Linked DNA regions of Homo sapiens: region 2 is linked to region 1. Evidence: chromatin loops called from intact Hi-C (ENCODE). Cell type or tissue: B cell. All regions are shown on one strand. Links, peaks and the distances in the headings refer to the core of each region. The heading gives the core; the rest is flanking DNA.

Region 1 (10,587 bases), core at 2,889-7,888:
TTCACTAGAATGCTTTTGTTACCACCTGTTTATCTGTCCTCCACAATTGCAGCACTTTTTTTTGACAGGTTGACAGTGTTTCCTTTGCTGGGCTTTAGGTGAAAAATGTCTACAAATCAGAGTAGATGTGATTAGTGTTAAGAGGGGAAAATAAAACTTACTGTGGGGCAAGAGGTGTGGGAAAGGTCAGATGAGAGAATCTAAACGGAGATATTAGTAGGAGTAAGTAGGAATGAATAGAAGTGAAATGAAAGACTTAGGGGAGATGGGAATATGTAAGAATGAGATTGTGAATATTAAAAGAGATTATCCTTGACCATGAAATCCAACCTACTCAGAACCTTGACATTTGACTGGTTACATGCCCTACACACTTAACATACTTTAACAACCCATTTTATTTAATAAATGTCCTAGAAAAATTAATGAGAATAAAATTAAGGAAGGAAGTTTTCTAATTCCTTAAATATAATTAGTGAAGTCCGTGGAGGTAAGGCTGATACGTAGATCAGAAAAAAAAAAAAACCCTATAGCTTTAACATGAATTTTAAACATAATTTTATCATATCCCAAAGACATGATACAATTGGTGTCTGTGAGTGCAAACATCTTGAGAAACAGTGTGCTAAAATGTTACATGCTAGGATGGCTTTTCACAAAAGTAGATTGTTTCTTTTTGAAATAAGACAATATAGGACAACTCCCCCAGCAATAAATTAGGATTATTCCCTCTATGACAAAGAAGGGGAAAAGGGTTACTCAAAGACAAATCATTATAAATAATCCATTATTCATATAAATTTATATTTTTAGAAAGGGAATATTGGTTAAAAAAAGATATTAAATGCCTGGGCAATCACCAAAATTTATTTTATAGCTCTAGCACTTGTGTTGTCTATATCCCTGATCACACTTTTAAATTGGCTTCAACGTAAATGATGGTTTAAAAAGAATTTTAGGCCATTTCTTTTGAAATTGCGGACCAGGGTTGTTAACAGCGGGAGGATGAGTGAGGTGGGTTGGGTGTGGCATCCTTTGTGTTACTATAAAGCTCTCAATGTTATAAGGAACATTATATTTTTTATTACACTTAACTACTTTCCAGACCACTAATTATTTGTATCTGTGATCAGGAATTCAAAAAACCTCTAAAATTCGATTGTTATTGTTGTTTTCCTGATAAAGATTGAGGAGGTTCCCATTCCAGCAGGAGTAGCTTAAAAAAAATAAAAGCTAAAAAATAAAAAGATTGAGGAGGATTCTGCAGCTTGCAGCTTTAGTAAAGGGCCCTATCCTTATAACAGAAGGACCCAGGAATAATTTTAAAAACTGCCAAATAATCTGCAGGTGATTCTAACACAGTATGCCTACATCCGTAGTCCTTATCATTCACCTACATCGAGAAGTCTCTACAATGTGCTCCTGAATCTCCAATGCACAGATCATGGAAGTGGATCCTATTTCACCACAAAAGCAATATCATAATCAGGAGAGAGGCCTATCAGCAAGGACTCAGAAGTAAATAAAGTATAGATGTGAACAAAATGTGCAATGTAGGCAAAATTACATGGCTATATAATAAGTTAGTTAAATATACTCTGTGTCCTGAGAAATGGGTACTAATACACTATGTACTTTCTTCACCAACATATCATAATGAAAATTTATTTCATACAGAAAATGAAAGCATGTGAGCTAGAATAAATTTTTAGTCTTTATATTTTTTATTTTATGATGTCACAGATCATTGAAAATTAGCACCAAGGACATCTGGTCCAACAGATTTATTTTATTTTATTTTATTTATTTTATTTTATTTTATTATTTTATTATTTATTTTATTTTATTTTATATTTTATTTTATTTTATTTATTGAGACAGAGCCTCACTCTGTTGCCCAGGCTGGAGTGCGGTGGCATGATCCTGGCTCACTGCAACTTCTGCTTCCCACGTTCAAGCGATTCTCCTGCCTCAGCCTCCTGAGTAGCTGGGATTACAGGCGCGTGCCACCACACCCAGCTAATTTTTGTATTTTTGGTTGAGATGGGGTTTCACCATGTTGGCCAGGCTGGTCTTGATCTCCTGACCTCAGGTGATCCGCACCCCCCTCGGCCTCCCAAAGTGCTGGTATTACAGACTTTAGCCACTGAGCCTGGCCAACTGATTAATGTTATAGAGAAAATTGAGAGCCCAAAGAAGTTAAATAAACTGTGACAGCAGAGTCAGGACTAGACTACAGGACCATTAAATCCTAGCACCAAAGCTCTCTTTCTCTCACCCTTATCTCAGCCTAGCTGCTTAGTAATGCATTTACTGGTCTTCCTAACATATAGAAGAACTTTTGGGTCATTACTTGAATAGCTTAGATTATTTTTATTTTGCTTTTTGTTTTTTGTATTTTAGGTTCAGGGATACATGTGCAAGTTTGTTATATAGGTAGACTGTGTGTCACAGGGGTTTTTTGTACAAATAATTTTGTCACTTGGGTAATAAACATATTACCTGATTGGTATTCTTTTGTGATTCCCTCCCTCCTCCCCACTTCCCCCTCAAGTAGGCCCCAGTGTCTGTTGTTCCCCTTCTAGTATCCATGTGTTCTTGTTGTTTAGCTCCCACTTATAAGTGGGAACATTGTGTATTTGGCATTTTGTTCTGTGTTAGTTTACTTAAGATAATGGCCTCCAGCTCCATCCACGTCCCTGCAAAAGATATGATCTCATTCTTTTTTATGGCTGCATAGGTTTCCATAGTATATATGTACCATATTTTATTTATCCAGTCAACCACTGATGGGCATTTAGGTTGATTCCATGTCTTTGCTATTGTGAGTAGTGCTGCGATGAACATAAACATACATATGTCTTTATCTTTCAAAACTATATAATAAATTCTGAAAATATGCCTTTCTTCTTAATCTGTTTCTTCATGCTAAACAGATAAGATTAAAATCATAGCTGCATTTCAAGAAATTGTCTGCAATCCTTCATTTTCTCCAGTAGATGTAAATTTTTATGTGGCCAGACTGTGCAGTGAACAAGCAAAAATAGGGAAAACTGAGCTTCAGGTCTAAATTAAAGCGAACGAAGACTGATGGTAAATGTAGCATTACTATATTAAAAAAAATAAATGTAGTATTTAATCTTAAAAATAAAATGTTAGGTAAAAATAGCAAATTGCAGAAGGCTATGTAGGGTTTTGTGTGGATCTGTCTTCACTTGGTAGAAGATAGCTGAGATCCACTCTCTCCCTGATCACCTATGAGATTCCTTAATCCTTTCCCCTTCTGCAGAGAACTCTGTGAATTAAGTACATGATATGAAATTAATGTCAAATCTGGGATCCATAATCTTATATTACTTCTTCCCCCTCATTTATTTGAATATTTAAAACAATGTATTCTTTAACTCATAACTATATCTTTTCCTGATAATGTGAACTTGATATTTAAATTCTACTTTCCGTCTTGAAGTTCTGTCACCTACACCAAGTTCTGTGTTTGGCTACTCTATTTGTAGTTTGTAGAATCAAAAATATGTTGTCTATAATTTTGTTGCTGTTTGAATTCGAAGTTTGTTCTTCTGATTCCACCATTCATTAGTTTCCTTAAGCAGATAAGTAAATCAGTTATATAGTCAGTTTATTATATCACAGTGAATACTAGGGGACGTATGCAATTGTATTTGTGTTTAGGGAGCATCTTAAACTTTGAACTATTTATGTTAAATTTCTAGAATTCCTTTCTTCTGATGGAATGATTTGAGGCTAAGGTAGGATTTTTGAAAAACAATGACTTTCATTCAAAATTTATCTACTCAACCAAGCAAATGAAAAGGGGCAGCGAAGGAAAAATAAAAATGGGAATGGTAGATGGCAGAAGAAACTGAGAACACAGAAGAAAGCGGTAGGTTTGGAGTGGAAAAATTAAACTAAAAGAAGGCAAGATGAAGAAAAAAATGTACCCTAAATGAACAAATTGCAAATTTAATGGCATCTAGAAATATAAACTGAGGTTAAGTTTCTAAATTATAGTCAGTCCCAAGGTTTAGATCTGCAATCCCAGGAATGGTTAGTTTTTTTTTTTTGTTGTTTTTTTTTTTTTTTTTTTTTTTTGAGACAAGCTTTGTTGCTCAGGCTGGTGTGCAGTGACATGGTCACTGCAACCTCAACCTCCTGAGCTCAAGCAATTCTCCCACCTCAGCCTCTTGAATAGCTGGGACTACAGGTGTGCGCCACCGCACCTGGCTAATTTTTGTATTTTTAGTAGAGATGGGGTTTCATATGTTGCCCAGGCTGGTCTGGAACTCCTGAGCTCAAGTGATCTGCATACCTCCTCCCAAAATGTTGGGATTACAGGCGTGAGCCACCCTGCCTGGTGGAGAGTTAACTTTAAAGATCACCTACCCAGAGGCCAGTTCTACTACTCTGTGGCTGATTCCTGTCTTTTTCTTCTATTCACTAGCTCTTTTGGGGCACAGTGACATTTCTCAGAGGTAGAAAGCTACCAGCAATATAGTTTTCTACTTTTCCAAAAGGAAAACATACCATATTCCTGTCTAGTGGTAAATTTTCTTGCTTTTAGTAGAGTTATTTCATTATAGAACTCTGAAAATGGTAGCTATGAAAATAGCCAAGATGTCGCAAATGAAGAATCTTTGTTTCCGATTTAAAAATTGGAATAGGAAATGATAGGATGTTAAGAAAAATAATAAATGTTTCCCTTCCTCTCCTTGGCAAATCAAATGCCCAGTTATCAAAGAATGCAAGAAAATATTGCCTACATGAGCAGAACTGTTTCTAAATAAAATGTCTGGCATGTAAATGCTGCATCAGTTCCTAATTAAGAATTCTGTAAATAAAGCTTTGCTCTTCATCTCCTGTTTTCGTTGGAAACTTCCATCAGAGATAGTGACTGGTGTGAAGCAGTGGAGACACCCAGTGGCTACTGTGGTTAACCACCGCAATGGTACATTTCATGCTGCGTTTCCTGTTTCTTGTTTTAGATGTGTCTATTTCCTTTTGAAAATATGACACTAAGTACCTCTAAATAGAAATTTAATAATGTAATAGTAATTGTGAAATTAATGACTTGAATATTACTCACAAATTAGGCCTTAATCTGAAGGATGGAAGGATTTGTGAATAAGCAACATTTAAAAATACAGTAAAAGAAAAATATTCAATCTTGCCTAATTCATTTTTAAAAATCATAGTTTTTCAAAACATAAAGGTAGATCCATTTTATTGAAGTAAAAATTTTGATTTAGGAAAGGATTTTATATAGAAATTAACACTTGAAATTTGAAATTTAAACTTGAAAATGTCTCTCTGACTTCACCCAAACTGTCAACAAATAAAATACATTAGTTCAAAATGTAAGGGCTATGAAGAGAATCTGGTTGTTCTTGTAAAATGTATATTTTATTATTATTTTTTAAAAGGCTCAAACTGAGAAATAATGCCAAGACTTGCTACTGAATGAAGGAATAAATGAACTTAAAATTTCTTTTAAATAGCTTTTTTTTTTAATCAAAATAGTAAAATGAGTTCACTTAGAAAAAGTAGAAAATATAAACAAAAAGAAATAAAATGCCCACTACAATTTCACTCCACACTTTGGTTTATATAGTTCTAGAAATTCTTCTTAATGCATGGAATATATATATATATAATTTTTTTTGAGATGGAGTTTCGCTCTTGTTGCCCAGGCTGGAGTGCAATGGTGCGACCATGGCTCACCACAACCTCTGCCTCCTGGTTTCAAGTAATTCTCCTGCCTCAGCCTCCCAAGTAGCTGGGATTACAGGCATGTGCCACCACTCCCAGCTAATTTTGTATTTTTAGTAGAGACAGGGTTTCTCCATGTTGGTCAGACTGGACTCGAACTCCCAACCTCAAGTGATCCGCCGGCCTCGGCCTCCCAAAGTGCTGGGATTACAGGCGTGAGCCACCGCACCCGGCCCATACCTGATTTTTAAAAGCCTATGAAACAGCAATCTAAAAATGGTTTTTGTTCATGATAAGTAAAAATGAGATTGTGTATACAAAATGGAGATTCTAAGGGAAATATGAAAAGACTGGAAACTAGGCTGGCTGTGGTGGCTCATGCCTGTAATCCCAGCATTTTGTGGTCCAAGGTGGGTGGATGGCTTGAGCCCAGGAGTTCAAGACCAGCCTTGGCAACAGGACAAAACCCTATCTCTACAAAAAATAAATAAAAAAAAATTAGCCGGGCATGGGGTCATGCGCCTGTAGCCCCAGCTACTCAGGAGGCTGAGGTGGGAGGATCACTTGAGCCCAGAAGGATGAGGCTGCAGTGAGCTGTGATCGTGACACTGCACTCCAGCCTGGGTGACAGAGTGAGACTCCATCTCAAAAAAGAAACAAAACAAAACAAAATGAAACAAAAATAAAGAAAGAGTGAAAGGAAAAAAGAAACTAATATATATATAAATGGTGGGAATCAAAAAGTGTCATCTCTCAAATGAATCTGAGCAAAATTGAGTCTCAAGTTAAGCTGAGACTTCTTTTCTTTCTTTAAGCTTATTTACCACCATTGATTCCCTGGCATCCTTAGAAATTTAGGTGGTTTATAAAGAGGATGCCTCAACATTTTCCCTTCCTGAAGTATGCTATGAACTGTAATTTTGGGTGAAAGTGAATAAAAGATGGTTATGTTAACCAAAGAATGACTTTCACAGACACAAGAGAAAAGCTACAAACATATAATAATTATAGAAGATTCTAGTTATATGTGCAATAACAACTAGTACATTAAAATACTGAGTTTGGCGGAGAAGGAGTTAGCAGGAAAATGGCCTCTGGTATGACCAACCATTAAATGAGAGAGGAATGTGTACAAGAGACAAGACAGGTACAATGCTGAAATTCCTATGGGTTTTCTCCGTTTTGCCGAGTAGATACCAAACAGGTTTATCAGGGATGCTGCTTTTAGCTGCATGACATTCCTAACAGATGTGTAAAGACCGATGCCCCCCCATTGCTTCTAAACTTTGTACCCATGATGCTTCTGTGGCTTTTTCCTTAACTCTTTTTGCCAAATCTCCTCCTGAATGTGGCTCAGACTCTCCCAGACATATTACTATTATTGCTCACAAGATAGAGGATGTAAAATGGGCATACAAAACCCTATAGAACTGCATGCTCTTAAATAGAAATACTGTGAATAAAAGTCAAGGGCAGCCGGGCGCGGTGGCTTACGCCTGTAATCCCAGCACTTTGGGAGGCTGAGGCGGGTGGACTGCTTGAGGCCAGGAGTTTGAGACCAGCCTGGCCAAATGGTGAAACCCCATCTCTACTAAAAATACAAAAAAAATTAGCCAGGCGTGGTGGCTCATGGCTGTGATCCTAGCTACCTGGGAGGCTGAGACACAAGAATTGCTTGAACCCGGGAGGCGGAGTTGCAATGAGCTGAGATCGCGCCACTGCACTCCAGCCTGGGTGACAGAGAGAGACCTTGTCAGAAAGAAAGAGAGAAAGAGAGAGAGAGAGAGACAGAAAAGAAAGAAAAGAAAGAAAGGAGTCAAGGGCTTTAGTATCAACAGCTCTATCAATTACTAACTGTCGAACTTAGGCAGGTAACTTCCCTACAGCTCATTTCCCTCTGTAAACTAAGTATTATAATTTAGTCCGTAATATTTATTGTTGCTCTGCAAAAAGGATTGTGCTAGGCAACAATGATATTGAAATGGCTAAGGCACAATATCTAGCCTCAGGGAGCACATAGTCTAGTGAGGGAGACAGACTTAAGTCATTACCAGCCAGGGGTGGTGGCTCACCCTTGTAATCCCAGCACTTTGGGAGGCCAAGGCAGGCAGATCACCTGAGATCAGGGGTTTGAGACCAGCCTGGCCAAAATAGCAAAACCCCATCTCTAAAAAAATACAAAAATTAGCCGGGTGTGGTGGCACATGCCTGTAGTCCCAGCTACTCGGGAGGCTGAGGCAGGAGAATCGCTTGAACCTGGGAGGTGGAGGTTGCAGTGAGCCGAGATCACGCCACTGCACTACAACCTGGGAAAGAGAGCAAGACTCCATCTCAAAAAAAAAAAAAAAGTCATTACCATATAGTAAATGCATTATTAGATTTCACAGTGTCTAAGGACAGGATAGGACAAGTTTGAAAGTGGAGAGACTCAGGGCTTATCTTAAAGGGATTCAAAGAGATCATCATAAAACACCTAGCACACTCCACATCTGTAATAGGAACTCCACTAATGTTAAGTTGTTTTATCCTAATTACACATTCTTGCAACAGAACTGAGCATTTTAGTACTGGACAATATCAAAGTTGTAAAACATAAATCTCTTCAGGGAGATAAACTCCTGCATTCTTTAAAAATGAATGTTACAAACATTATACTCAGGAAGCTGTCCCATTACTCTCTAAAGCCTGAAATTTAACAAGTTTTCTTAGTCAAAGCTAGCTTGCTTTTTCAAAGATTCAACCAACTTTACAAACCATAGGGAGTCATGAAAGGAAATACACAAAAAAACTAAGATGGAGAAAAAATGCAAACTCAGCCAAGATTTTTCTCAAGAACTTTGGCCTTTTCTCTTCACCAGTTATATAACTATTTAAAATGTGTTATGCATGTTTTTGGAAAATTTTCAAGATAAGACAGGAAGTATAAAAGTTTGTAACTCTGGAGTGCTAAATCCTTAGAATGAATGAAGGAAATGGGTTTCTAGCATGTAGTATTTGAAGTACTTGACTTAGCTGTCATTCCCTATTCCTTACCCTTGTCAATCAAACTAACCAGTTATTCTGCTGATCCTAGATCTGGCCTCAGAACTTTAACAAAATTAATTAGGAAGGTACTACCAACATAAAGAAGTTGCTGTAGATACTGGAAGTGACATGGGAAGAGACAGTGGGAGTGTGATGAAAAAGAATGAGGTTGTTGTTAATAATGGCAGTGGGGACACAGACATTGATATGGGGAAGGTAGATATGTATGCCTGGTCATTTGGGGTCCATCTTATTTCCTGGGGCACAGCTGGGTCTCTTTTCCCAGTTGCCAAACTGAAGGAGTCTCAGCTGGGCCTGAGGAAGGGCAGTAGATGAGGTTTTGGCCAGGCGCGGTGGCTCATGCCTGTAATCCCAGCACTTTGGGAGGCCAAGGCAGGCGGATCATGAGGTCAGGAGTTCGAGACCAGCCCGACCAACATAGTGAAACCCCGTCTCTATTAAAAATCCAAAAAAAAAAAAAATTAGCCAGGTTTGGTGGCGGGCACTTGTTATCCAAGCTACTTGGGAGGCTGAGGCAAGGAGAATTACTTGAACCTGGGAGGCGGAGGTTGCAGTGAGCCGAGATAGTGCCACTGCACTCCAGCCTGGGCAACAGTGCAAGACTCCATCTCAAAAAAAAAAAAAGTAGATGAAGTTTTAAGGAAGGTATACTCTGGGAAAATGTGAGGAAAAGCTGGAAAAGACTAAGGAAAGGAAGAATCCTGTCAAAGCACTGTTTCCATTTTGCAAATGGCCCCAGCTAAATTTGATATAGCAGATCACACCCTTTCCTCACTTCCTTCTTCCACTTTTGGCTGAGACATAAGGTGGTTGGTGTACACAAGGGCCTGGGATACCTCCTTTACTCTATTTTGTTTTATAGTCACTTGCATGTGTGTCTTATTTTCTCCTACTAGATTGCAAACTCTTTGAAGGCAAGTATATCTCACTATCCTTTGTGTCCTTTATAATAGTGACTGAGACAAATATTAATGTAAATAATGGACATTAAGTATTTTTGCAGTTGAGCTTGAATCTGCATGCCTTTCTGCATGCAATGGTCTTGAATTCAAAGAATATACTTCATCCTGTAAAACATATCCCCAGCCTTCCATAGTGCTGTCTCTCAAGTGGCACAACTAGGAAGTTCATCTAAATGGTGGCATCCCTATACTCCCACCTGGTCTACAAAGAGCAACCACAGAGCTTTACAAAAATGCAGGTGCTCCCTTTTACTAATGTACCTCTCAATGCCTTAGTGAAGAGAGTGTCTTATGGGCCTTCTCATGGAACAGTGGAAGGAGAAGGGTGTGCCGGTAACACTTGATACAGTTTAACATTCCTATCTCCCTAAGTCCTTGGATTGCTTTCTCCACATGATGCCAGGAAAGCTCTGGCATCTCAGCTGTATTAAATGTAGGCTGTCTTTGAGTCCAAGTTTCAGTCAATACACCAATAAATTGTAAGAGCCACCTTCAGCTGGATGAGCTAACACATGAAATCTGGAATCTCTAGCAAGTACAAGCATAGCAAGCTGGCTCTTTATTTTACCCTCCTTGGTCTAACACCCTTAGGATATATTCCCCAGATTTCTGCCAATATATATTAGCAAAGTCTTACAATTCTTTTGGTGTGTCAGCTAGTTCTTCCTGGGTCATAGTGTGTACCTGTCCCTGTGGGGCATGCTGAGATGTAACTGTAGTTATAGGTCTAGTGGCGATAGCGAGTGGTTATGGTAGGTCTTGAGAAGGAACATCCTCTTTTAAGGACTCTGCCCCAAGTGAGGTTATCACAGAGTTTTCAGGCAAAGAAAGGTTAGTCTCCAGAAGGCAAGCTACT
Region 2 (10,587 bases), core at 3,063-8,062, 160 kb before region 1:
AACAAACAGAACAATCAGATTAGATTAATGTCTAGATTCTTAGGTCTTAAGTCCTAATAAACAAAAGATTAGTACTGACAATATGATACCTGAACAACACGTCTATGACAGCTAAGGTGAAACAGAAGCCAAATAGATTTATTGTAGAAAGAAATGGCACAAGAAAACATTGGCATGCAAGTGTTTTTGATAATCATTTCTATGAAACTTATAATAAATAGCATCTTTGGATTTATTTTGAATATGTCTAACTGGTATGGCTGCTTCTCTTTATTTGGTATTTCTATTAGTAGCAGAGTGGTCAACATGAAAGCTAAATTTGCCACATTGAGACCTCAAACCATGGTGGCAACACTGTTTATTTCATGAAGCAGGGAAAATCCTTATGAATGAAGAACTAAGGAGTAAAATCACTGTTAGCTTATATAGGACTTAAAATGGCTTTTCAACTAAGACATTTCTACATGAAATTTAGTACTTCATAATGGCTATAGTTGTGTGTACTTCACAAACTTAAAGATTACTAAAGTATGCACATAAAGGTAACAGTAAGCAACAACAACAAAAAAGGAATCAGAAGTATCAAGGTACTGACCCATGTCCTGAAGGAGCAATGAAGTATAAACAACACTGCACCCTGTTATCAGGCATCTGACGTCTGTTCACTCGTGATTCTGCATTTAGGTAGTCCTCAAATTTACTATCAATGTAGTCGATAACAGGCTGCCAGCTATAGAACGCAAATAAACAAAACAAGCTGCAATTCTACATATGAATTAACTGATGACTGTTAAAGGACAATAATCAGTATTTTCAAATGGGCAAAATGAATTTACCAGTAGAAGATATGTCAAGTTATTCTATATATTCAAAAATATAAATTATGTTGAATAAATATTCATTATTCAAAACTTTCCAAATGAAAGAAAATAAACTATTTACTGTCGAAACACAGCTAAATATTAGCATATTATTTGCACTAATAAGTGTATTAATAACACACTTCATAATATGAAAACAATTATATGCAGTTTAAAATTTCAAATGAGAGATTACTTTAAATAATAAAAAAACTTCATGGTGAACTTGGGAGTTTTAAGAGTTGACAGAAAATTACCTCAAAAACAATGTGAATTCAAACAAAAATAAAAGTATTATTTATAAAATACTAAGATAATTACTTCAGACTAAAATTTCATAGTTGTTTTCTTCACTTAGGACTTACAGAAAAACTGAAAGTCTAAATATCAGGTTTAAATTAGGATTGAGATAGAATTTATACAAATGAATAAAATTAAAGTGAACAGTTTTAAATTTCTTACAATAATGAGAATTCTTCTATTTACCTATGTTATTTTAGAATATGTCTTAAAAACAATTTTATGATAGGTATTATCTCCATTTTATAGAAAAGTAAATGGGTTCAAAGAAGTTAAACAACTTTGTCAGATAAGTGGCAAAGTTGGTATACAAACCCAAGTCATGTTGCTTGAAGTTTGGTGACCTTTGCTAAGATGAGAAGTTTTAAAATGTTAAGAAGAAAAAGTTTAACCACCCCAGTACCCCAAATGCACTGCAAAGTTGTGAGGACAAACCCTTCTTACCAATTACTATTATCCACTGCATCTCCAAATCCTGGGGTATCAACTATTGTGAGCAGCAACTGAACACCACCTTCTTTGATTAAAACTTTGGATTGTTCCACCTGTAAGAGTAATTGGTGCAGATGTTAATATCATACATTACATCAGTGATTTCCTACAAGGGGTGATGGTAGGGACGTTCGAGTTTATCAAAACCAACTGGGAAACTGTTAGCAAACTAAATCTACCTACTACCACATTACCTTTAGAATTGATGATAGCGGGCATTGGAAATCCAGATTATTTGAAAGAAAAGCATATATACAAATAGTCTGCCAATCTCTTGGCAAATTCATACTGGGTTTATGACTCATACTTGGTATAAAGACAGACAGAGGAACTGATAAAATAGTGATCACCACTAAAGACATGTAATACTTATATAACTTAAATGTGCATCTAATAATACAAATAAGCAGTTTGAGTGATTTAATAATTCACAGAGTTCAAATGTAATTAATCAGAGAAGAACATCTAATCTACCATTTACAGTAAATGTCTTCCTGGACTATTCTCTATCAAGTTTGGCCCCAACCACTCACTCAAATAAACTTACTATCATTCCTTAATCTTTCTCAGCATGGATGTATTACCCTTGTATTTATGTTATGGCTAGGATCCAATCCTTTTCTCAAATGTGATACTCCACATTCTGGACAATGTAATCAGCAAAAGTCCAGACAGTTTTTATTTTAAAAAAAAGTGTATTCTGGTAGGGTGAAACCTTACTAACTGATTATTGGACTTAAATGATAACAACAGTTCCTGGAACAATTTAAGACATTCTGTAATCTCAAGCTCTGTATCAGAAGATGTATTATCATTCATCCTGGGCATATGCTGCTGTTAAATGCAAAATATCAGTTTTCAGGAACCCAAGATAAAGCAAACACGGATTCAAATGAAAAGGGAATAATTCCTCCAGAAAAAGACAGGCTTTCTCCTGATAACACATTTAATAAGGATAACAAGTCCTTATTAAGGCTAGAGGCTCCAAGTATGCTGATAAGCTAATTTACAAGACAAAAAGTTTGGGACACTTTTAGAGATAGCCTACTTCCTTTTGGCATGTTTTATAGATGCTACCTGATGCATGAAGAGACTAACATGCGGAGACTAAGATTGCTGAGCAAGAAAAGTCTGTAGCCACACTATCCAATAACACTTTCTGAGATGATGGAATTGTTGTGTATCCACACTGCATCTCCAAATCCTAGGGTATCAACTATTATGAGCAGCAACTGAACACCACCTTCCACTTGTCCATGTGGCTACTTAGTCCTTGAAATCTGACTACTGCAAATGAGGAGCTGATATTTAATTTTATTTAATTTGAATTAACTTAAATAGCCACATATGGCTAGTGACTACCGAATACACAGCAGAGGTCTACAGCAATCAAGAGTTTTCTGTTAAAAAAATTTTATTATGAGGAATAAAACTTATTAAAACTGAAAAAAATTGCCTGAGATGTGGACACACATGACTTATCTTTTAGAGAAATGAGATGCCAAATTCTTATCTTTTAATGTTCTTTAAACTGCTTTGATCCTGATATAAACTATCAAGTGAAAATTTTGCAGATCCAAAAGATATTTATCCACCAAATATATACTATTGGCAATCTGAATATTAAGTATTAATATGCATTATCATTAATCTGTAGATTAAAAAAGTAAACATCAATAACAGTTGTAATATTTTCTGATCATCCTCAGTATCAATGATTGATGCACATCATTTAGGAGATCACTGTCACATACCACACAACTAAGATAACATGTCTATTATCAGGTTACCCTAATAACATGAGAGAGGCAAAATAACTCAGAGAAAACAATCAGATTCATCAGTGTGAGATCATGAGAACCAAAGGAAAAACATTTTTTTTTTTTTTTTTTTTTAGTCAGGGTCTCACTCTGTTGCTCAGGCTGGAGTGCATGGCAGATTATAGCTTACTGCAGCCTCACTCCTGGGTTCAAGCGATCTTCCCATTTCAGCCTCCCAAAGTGCTGGGCCAAAAAAAATGTTTAATGGTATCATCTCATCTAGTTTAGGAGGTTTACATTTTATCTGGTGATCTTCTAGCCAAAGGACAACCCAGTCAAATCTAACATCTCAATATCTTGAATTCACTTCCATCTCCTTTATAAAGACAGATCATTTATTCATGGTAACTGTGGCTGAAGCAGAAATATCCAAAGTAATCATACCACTCCTTTACCTACTTACTCTTTTAAATAACATAGTACTACACACTAGAAAGTGATACAACAATATAGTAAATCTACATGAATCATCTCCCAATTTTACTTCAAACTATTTCTGGTTCCTTTATTACCAAACGAAGCCCATTCTACCTTCAGTAATATGCTGTATACCAATTACACATTTTAACTTAACAGCTTAAATTTTAAGATATTTCCCTGTTTTTTAAAAAAAATCAGTTCAACAACTTAATTACTTATTGACTTGCTAAGACAAATGAAGATTTGTATTTTACACACTTTAAGGAATGTTTATAAAGCTTCTTTTCTTCTCTGGCCTACAAAATTCTGTGTATCCATACACGGTCAAATACAAAGAAGTCAGCGACATATGGAAGAGATCCAGAAAACACAACTAAACTAGTGCCATTCACAGGATCCGACTGTATCCTATCATCTGCTTTTACAAGTATCCTCATGGGATCCATGGAAAACAAATTAGTTGAAGTCCAAGAATTTCAAACTTTTCTAACAAATCTATTCCAAATGGCCACTTTCCCACGCACTTTCCTTAAGCAGGTCACATCAACATCTTTATGGCATCACTCAGGGTTCTCTAAGATTAGCTGCATCATTTAATACCAAAAGAATGAATCAAGGGCATTTTCAACTGTTTTTCCCTGAAAAATAAATAAAACTAAAGCTATCGTCCATGTATCATCTATGTATAATTCATCTATTGAGACCTCTTTTGGCATCTGAGATTCCAGAAATCCAAGGTACTCATTTTCTAATACTGAGTGTATACAGTATACAAGAGTTCCAGTATACTGAGTTTTCAGTTTTACCATCTGAGGAAAAAAAGTCAAACAATGTTTATTATACAGTGTCATATAAACTAACCTAACTTAATGTTTACATGCCACTTATTAAGGTAAATAAAAAATGTTATTTAATTAAGAACATAACATTTTGAAGAGAGGGTTAAAATTTTCTGTCAAGAGCCTACCTCTACCTTCACTTGCTCAAGAGGTAGCATTACAGCCAAAACTCTGAAGACATTGGAATGGCCTGAGATACTCCACTTAGCTCAAACACAAAAACTATCTATTTTGCTTATTTACTGGCTCAAAAGACAAATATCATCTTACATGTTTCATCGTGTTCCACAAGAAAATGAAAGAGGAAGTGACCAATAGTAAAACAGTTATGCTTAAAGAATACCTCCTTCTCATCAAGACCCAGAACTACTTTACTAAGAAAGTTGATCCCAAAACTCTAACTTGGCCTTCTATTCTGAACCTCTCTACCTCTCATATCCCTGTCTCCTTACACTGAGACCTCAAATCCCTTGCCCCTCTCATTTTCTATTAGCAACCTCCTTCCCAAAACCTTTATTTCTTTCCCTTTCCAACTCAAATCCCACTCTGGATTAACCCATCTTTCTATTCCTATACCATAAAATTCATGACTTTCAACCTCAACAAGAATTTCCCTGCTAATATTCCTCTTATGTGCTCCTTAGTCTCATGCCTCTCCCATTTCCCAGTAGGCTCTTCCCAAGCCCATGTCTGTCACAATGCTCAGTGAAGTACCTCATATCTCCACTTAAAAATGAGACCATTCCCAGTCTGTCTGAATCAGCACTGTACCTTCCATGGTACAGTGTGTGTGAAATATATCTTTTTCCTAAAGCTAATTTCTCAATATGTTCTAGGGAACTGATTAATTTCCATTTTAGATTCATCTTGACAACCGTTTACACTATTTCCCCTCTATCGTCAATCTCTCATTTCTTAGAGAATGACTTGCCACAGGATATAACCATTCTCAGGTCTCTTTTGGAAATCATCAAACCACTCTCTGAGTCCTCTATACTCACTCCTAGGTATCCCTTTTCATCCCTTCCTTAATAGCCATCACCCATCTTCACTGACTCACCACTCACTTCTCAACCCACTGCCATCTTGCTACCACTTCATTAAAATTTACCTTGCCAAGGTCACCTCTACAGCACCTTACAAAAGCATCTTTCTCACTAAGTCATAATTGTTTGTCCATATTTTTCCCACAATTGTGAGATCTTTGAGAACTTTTTGTCTATCATCATTGTAGCCCCAAAACTTAGTTTAAGACAAGCATTCAAATATGTTATGTGAATGGCTCAAAAACTATCAAAACTGGACCAGCTGTCAACAGGAGACTCTCCTGATAGGGCTCTGTGAAAATTTTTCAAGGAGTCTATCAAGTATGTTACCCCAGAGAAGTACATACTGCTTTCACCTTTTCTCACTTTCAAAATTTTGCACCCACTTCATCTACAGAGTTTGATTTACAAAACTTCAGGGACCAGCTGGGTGCGGTGGCTCACACCTGTAATCCCAGCGCTTTCGGAGGCTGAGGTGGAAGGATCAGTTGAGGTCGGGAGTTCGAGACCAGCCTGGCCAACATGGTGAAACCCCATCTCTACTAAAAATACAAAAATTAGCCAGGTGTAGTACGCGCCTGTAATCCCAGCTACCCGGGAGGCTAAGGCAGGAGAATTGCTTGAGCCCAGGAAGCAGAGGTTGCAGTAAGCTTGAGATCACACCACTGCACTCCAGCCTGGGCAACAGAGCAAGACTCCATCTCGGAAAGAAAAAAAAAAAACACTTCATGGACCAATAAAATGTTTCAAAGGGGAGCAGCGTAGTTTCCAACTAAGAACTTTAAAAAATCTAACAGTGTCATTGCACAAAAGAATTATCTTAATACATTAAGAGAAAATTAAAATGGACTTCAATCTCAGAAGAAAGGATAATTTCTTCCCAAGAAAAGACAGATGATACCCTTTCAGTGACATGAAGTATGATTTAAAAATTTTCAAATGCAGGCCAGGCGTGGTGGCTCACGCCTGTAATCCCGGCACTTTGGGAGGCCGAGGCGGGCGGATCACGTGAGGTCAGGAGTTCGAGACCAGCCTGGCCAACAAGGCAAAACCCCATCTCTACTAAAAATACAAAAATTAGCCAGGCGTGGTGGCACACGCCTATAATCCCAGGTACTCAGGAGGCTGAGGCAGGAGAAACACTTGAACTTTGGAGGTGGAGGTTGTAGTGAACCGAGATCGCGCCACTATACTCCAGCTGGGTGAAAGAGCAGGGCTCCATCTCAAAAATAAATAAATAAATATAAAAATTTTCAAATGGTACAAAATTATAAAATAACGGTTAACTGTTAACATACATACAACATTGTAAGCAATATTTTTCCAAAAAATTTTGTTAATCTGGGTATCTATATTTGATACTGAAACATGAAGTAGAGCTCAAATGTTCAATTTTTTTCACTTCATTTTCATCAATCTTTTGGAAAAATATATATATAAGTAAAAAATGGAGGTAACATGGTACCATTTCATTCCACTTGAAACATTCTGAAAGAACTAAGGTAAAACACTTCCCTCTCCTCCTTTCACCCTGACAGACACAGGATAAAACCAGTTTGCAGCAGAGCAGTTGTTCTCAAAATGTAGTACCCAGACTGGCAGTAATACATTCTGAGAACTAAATAGAAATACAAATTAGTTGGGCCCTGCCTCAAACCTGCTATATAGCAAACCATGAAGAAAGGGACTCAGCAATCTGTGTTTCGACAAGCCTTCCAGGTGATTGTGATGTGCGCTCAAGTTTGAGAAGCACTGGTATAAAGAATTCCAGGACTGGTGTCAGCTCGCATCTGGAAATGCACAGATATAACTCAGGGTCCTGAGGTCCAAGATAAGAGGTTAAGAATTAATCTTAATGAGCTTCTATCAATACTGAAAACTTCACTTGAATCAGAACTGCTATTTTACACACAGGAGGCTAAAAATCAGCTCTCTGTTCAGTGTACACAGCTTCCCATTCCTTCCAAGACTGTGAATGTGAATGAATATCTCCTTTAAGATACAAGTCTCTTATAAATAGATAATGCCCAGGGATGAGAATATGAGATCATGGTCTTTATTAATATCTTGCTCCTTATTCAGCCACATAATAGGAGACAGTTTTTCTCCCCATTTTCATAAACGTTTGTCTTCTGAAACTCAGGATTGTATGTTTACCAGTCTAATATGTCTGGACTGAGATACAATACTGGTGACCACTCCCCTCTACTGTGAGAGTTTATTAGCTTCCAAGGGCAGATCATCTGCTAGACTACTGGGCTTGGTAAGGAGCCAGCCAACTATCAAAAAGATTACATTCTCATTTTCTAACTACATTCAGGCTTCTTGAATGACTCTGACCCTGTCTGTAATATGGCATGTTCTTTCCTGAGTAAGTGGGCAAAAGAGTTTAGATGATCTTCAACTGGTTTCCAGTATATAAAAGAATACACCTCCATGGTTCAATCAGGAAAGAGGACTTCTACAGGATTCTAGTAAGGATCAATCTGGTTCTCAAATGTTACAGGTCTTCCTTTTGGTAAAGAAAAGATATTTAACAGTGGTGCACAGGCTTCTGTCTTAAAAATCCTCCTAGAGATATTCTTACCTCCATTACCCCTTTGTTTTCAAGATAAAGAGAGTTTCTGGGAAGATATTCACAACAGAAGAGGATATTTTTGAAGTGTTATTTTAAAGGAAGGTAAAATGGGTTTAGACAATTTATTTTGAAGCTAGGCCAATGTAAGAATTCTAATAAATTGAGGGCATGTCACATCTTTAACAGATGCTTGCCTGGGGAGAAAATGTCTGCAATATCTAAAATGTAGGGGATTATTAGTTAGATTTTTAAAACTCCTATAAATCAGGAATAAAATGACAGAAAATATTATCAAAACACTTTCATGAAATAACAGTTAATGAGTACAAAAGACATGTTCAACCTCACTAGAAATCAAAGAAAATAGACTCAAATACCTTTATATCTTTATGCACACACAACAGCAATGAGTGCCTAAGTCCACCAAGACATACACAAGAATGTTCCTATTAGTAAAAAACTGAAACCCAAAGGCTTATCTAAAATAAACAATAAATGATATACTGATACATTCACACAATGGAGTAGCATACGATGACGATGAAAAAGAACTACACCCAACATGAGTAAATAATACAGACGTAATCTTCACTGAAAGAAAACAGATATAAAAAAGTATATGTATGTAACATTCAAGAACAGGCAAATTTATCTATGGAGAAAGCAGTCAGTTAAGGTGTGTATCTTTGGGGGGTGTAATACTGAATGACAGTGAGCACACAGAAGAAACTAGGGTTCTGGAAATGAACTGTACATTAATTTGGGTAGTGGTTAGTTTTATCTTGCATATCTAAATTCATAAATACCTAAATTAAGGTATTCCTAATAGATACCCAAATTAAGAAAGTTCAAAGTTCATTTTCTTGCTTAGGATTAAAATTTCCAATATTTATCACAAAATAAATAAGCATGTAGGAACAAGTTTTTAGAGCATAATTTTGCAGGTAATTTTAAATCTCAAGCCCTATAAAGGTTACCAAAAAAAAAAAAAATCCTAAAATAGAAACATTGAGAAGGAGAAATAAGAAATTCACTTCACAAAATTACTCCTTTGGGATCTAGTTACTAAACTGCATCTTATAGTTTGATATATGAGTTACTGCCCAGAATATACAGACTGTCCCTCCATCCTGTGCACTGGGATGATCACTACCACTTCTTCAAATCCAGCTAAAAGCATCACTGCCTGAATGAAGCCAACTCCAGCCAGAACTGTTCACTTGCCTCCTCTCTGCTCATGTCCTATATATCACATAAGCAGAGCTCACCAACAATATTTTTAATCAACAGTTTAGAGCAGTGCTGACAAACAAAAATACCATATCAATCATATAATTTATAATTTTCTTAGCCACTTTTAAAATAGGAAAAAGGTGAAATCAATCAATTTTATTTAACCTGATACATCCAAAATATTATCACTGCAGTATACAATCAATATAAAAAATTATTGAGATTTTTTTTTCCATGCTCAGTCTTAGACATCTGTGGTATATTTTATATTTGCAGAACATCACAATTCAGACCACCTACATTTCAAAGATTAATAGCCACATGTGGCTACAGGCTGCTGTACTATTTAATAAAAAGTACATATCTAGAATCTAGCCCCTTGCTCTATAAAGTGTGATCTACCATCCAGCAGCATCAGCATCACCTGTGATCTTGTTAGAAATGTAGAAATTGCAGCCCATCTCAGACCTACTAGAAGAACTAAATTTAACAGGATACCGAGGATTGGAATGCATAGCAAAGACTGAGAACTAGTAAATCAGATCACATATACCTTGGGAGTCTTACAGAATCGCTATTGCCATTCAACTATGATATGGTATTATCCCACTGACTAATATAGAACACTATATTTAAATCACAATAGCTTTTCTATAAATCACGTTTTCTCTACACCATCTAATGCAATTTTCTGCAATGATGAAAATCTTCATATACGTGCTGCAAAAAATGGCAGCCACTTGCCACATGGGCTGTTGAGCACTTGAAATGTATCTGGAGCAAATGAGAAATTGCATTTTTAATTTAACTAATTTTAATTTATTTAAACATGTGGCAAATGACTACCATACTAGATAGCACAACTCCAGGGGAATTGGTTACTATGTCACAGTGTCATCTCTAGGAGAGTCCTCTAGACAAATTTGGGAAGTTCTAGCCAAGATAATTCTTCTGATGAACTGTACTTTTTTTTTTAAATTTTATGAAGTCATATTTACC

The links. A loop is a pair of places that touch in the nucleus more often than their neighbours do. Peaks named below come from ENCODE experiments on the same cell type or tissue, not always from the same donor. Only the 100,000 strongest peaks of a DNase experiment are listed, where the experiment ranks them.
Region 2: it touches region 1 in a loop (6-fold over the local background); 1 of 110 quality-filtered maps calls a loop at or near these places.

Annotation. Positions count from the first base shown.
Region 1 is chr7:35,703,992-35,714,578 of GRCh38, reverse strand. No RefSeq gene overlaps it. Among named protein-coding and RNA genes, the nearest start is that of LINC03013, 7.2 kb to the left of the region's middle. In B cell, for the core only: CTCF peaks have their summits at 4,716 and 4,917; a DNase peak (open chromatin) is centred at 4,928; H3K4me3 peaks cover 667 bases.
Region 2 is chr7:35,863,784-35,874,370 of GRCh38, reverse strand. It overlaps SEPTIN7 (septin 7), which reads right to left. Exons shown (of 14, transcript NM_001788.6): 5 at 1,605-1,705; 6 at 596-730. Among named protein-coding and RNA genes, the nearest start is that of SEPTIN7, 68 kb to the right of the region's middle. In B cell, for the core only: no CTCF peak of the experiment used is centred there; a DNase peak (open chromatin) is centred at 5,050; H3K27ac peaks cover 1,535 bases.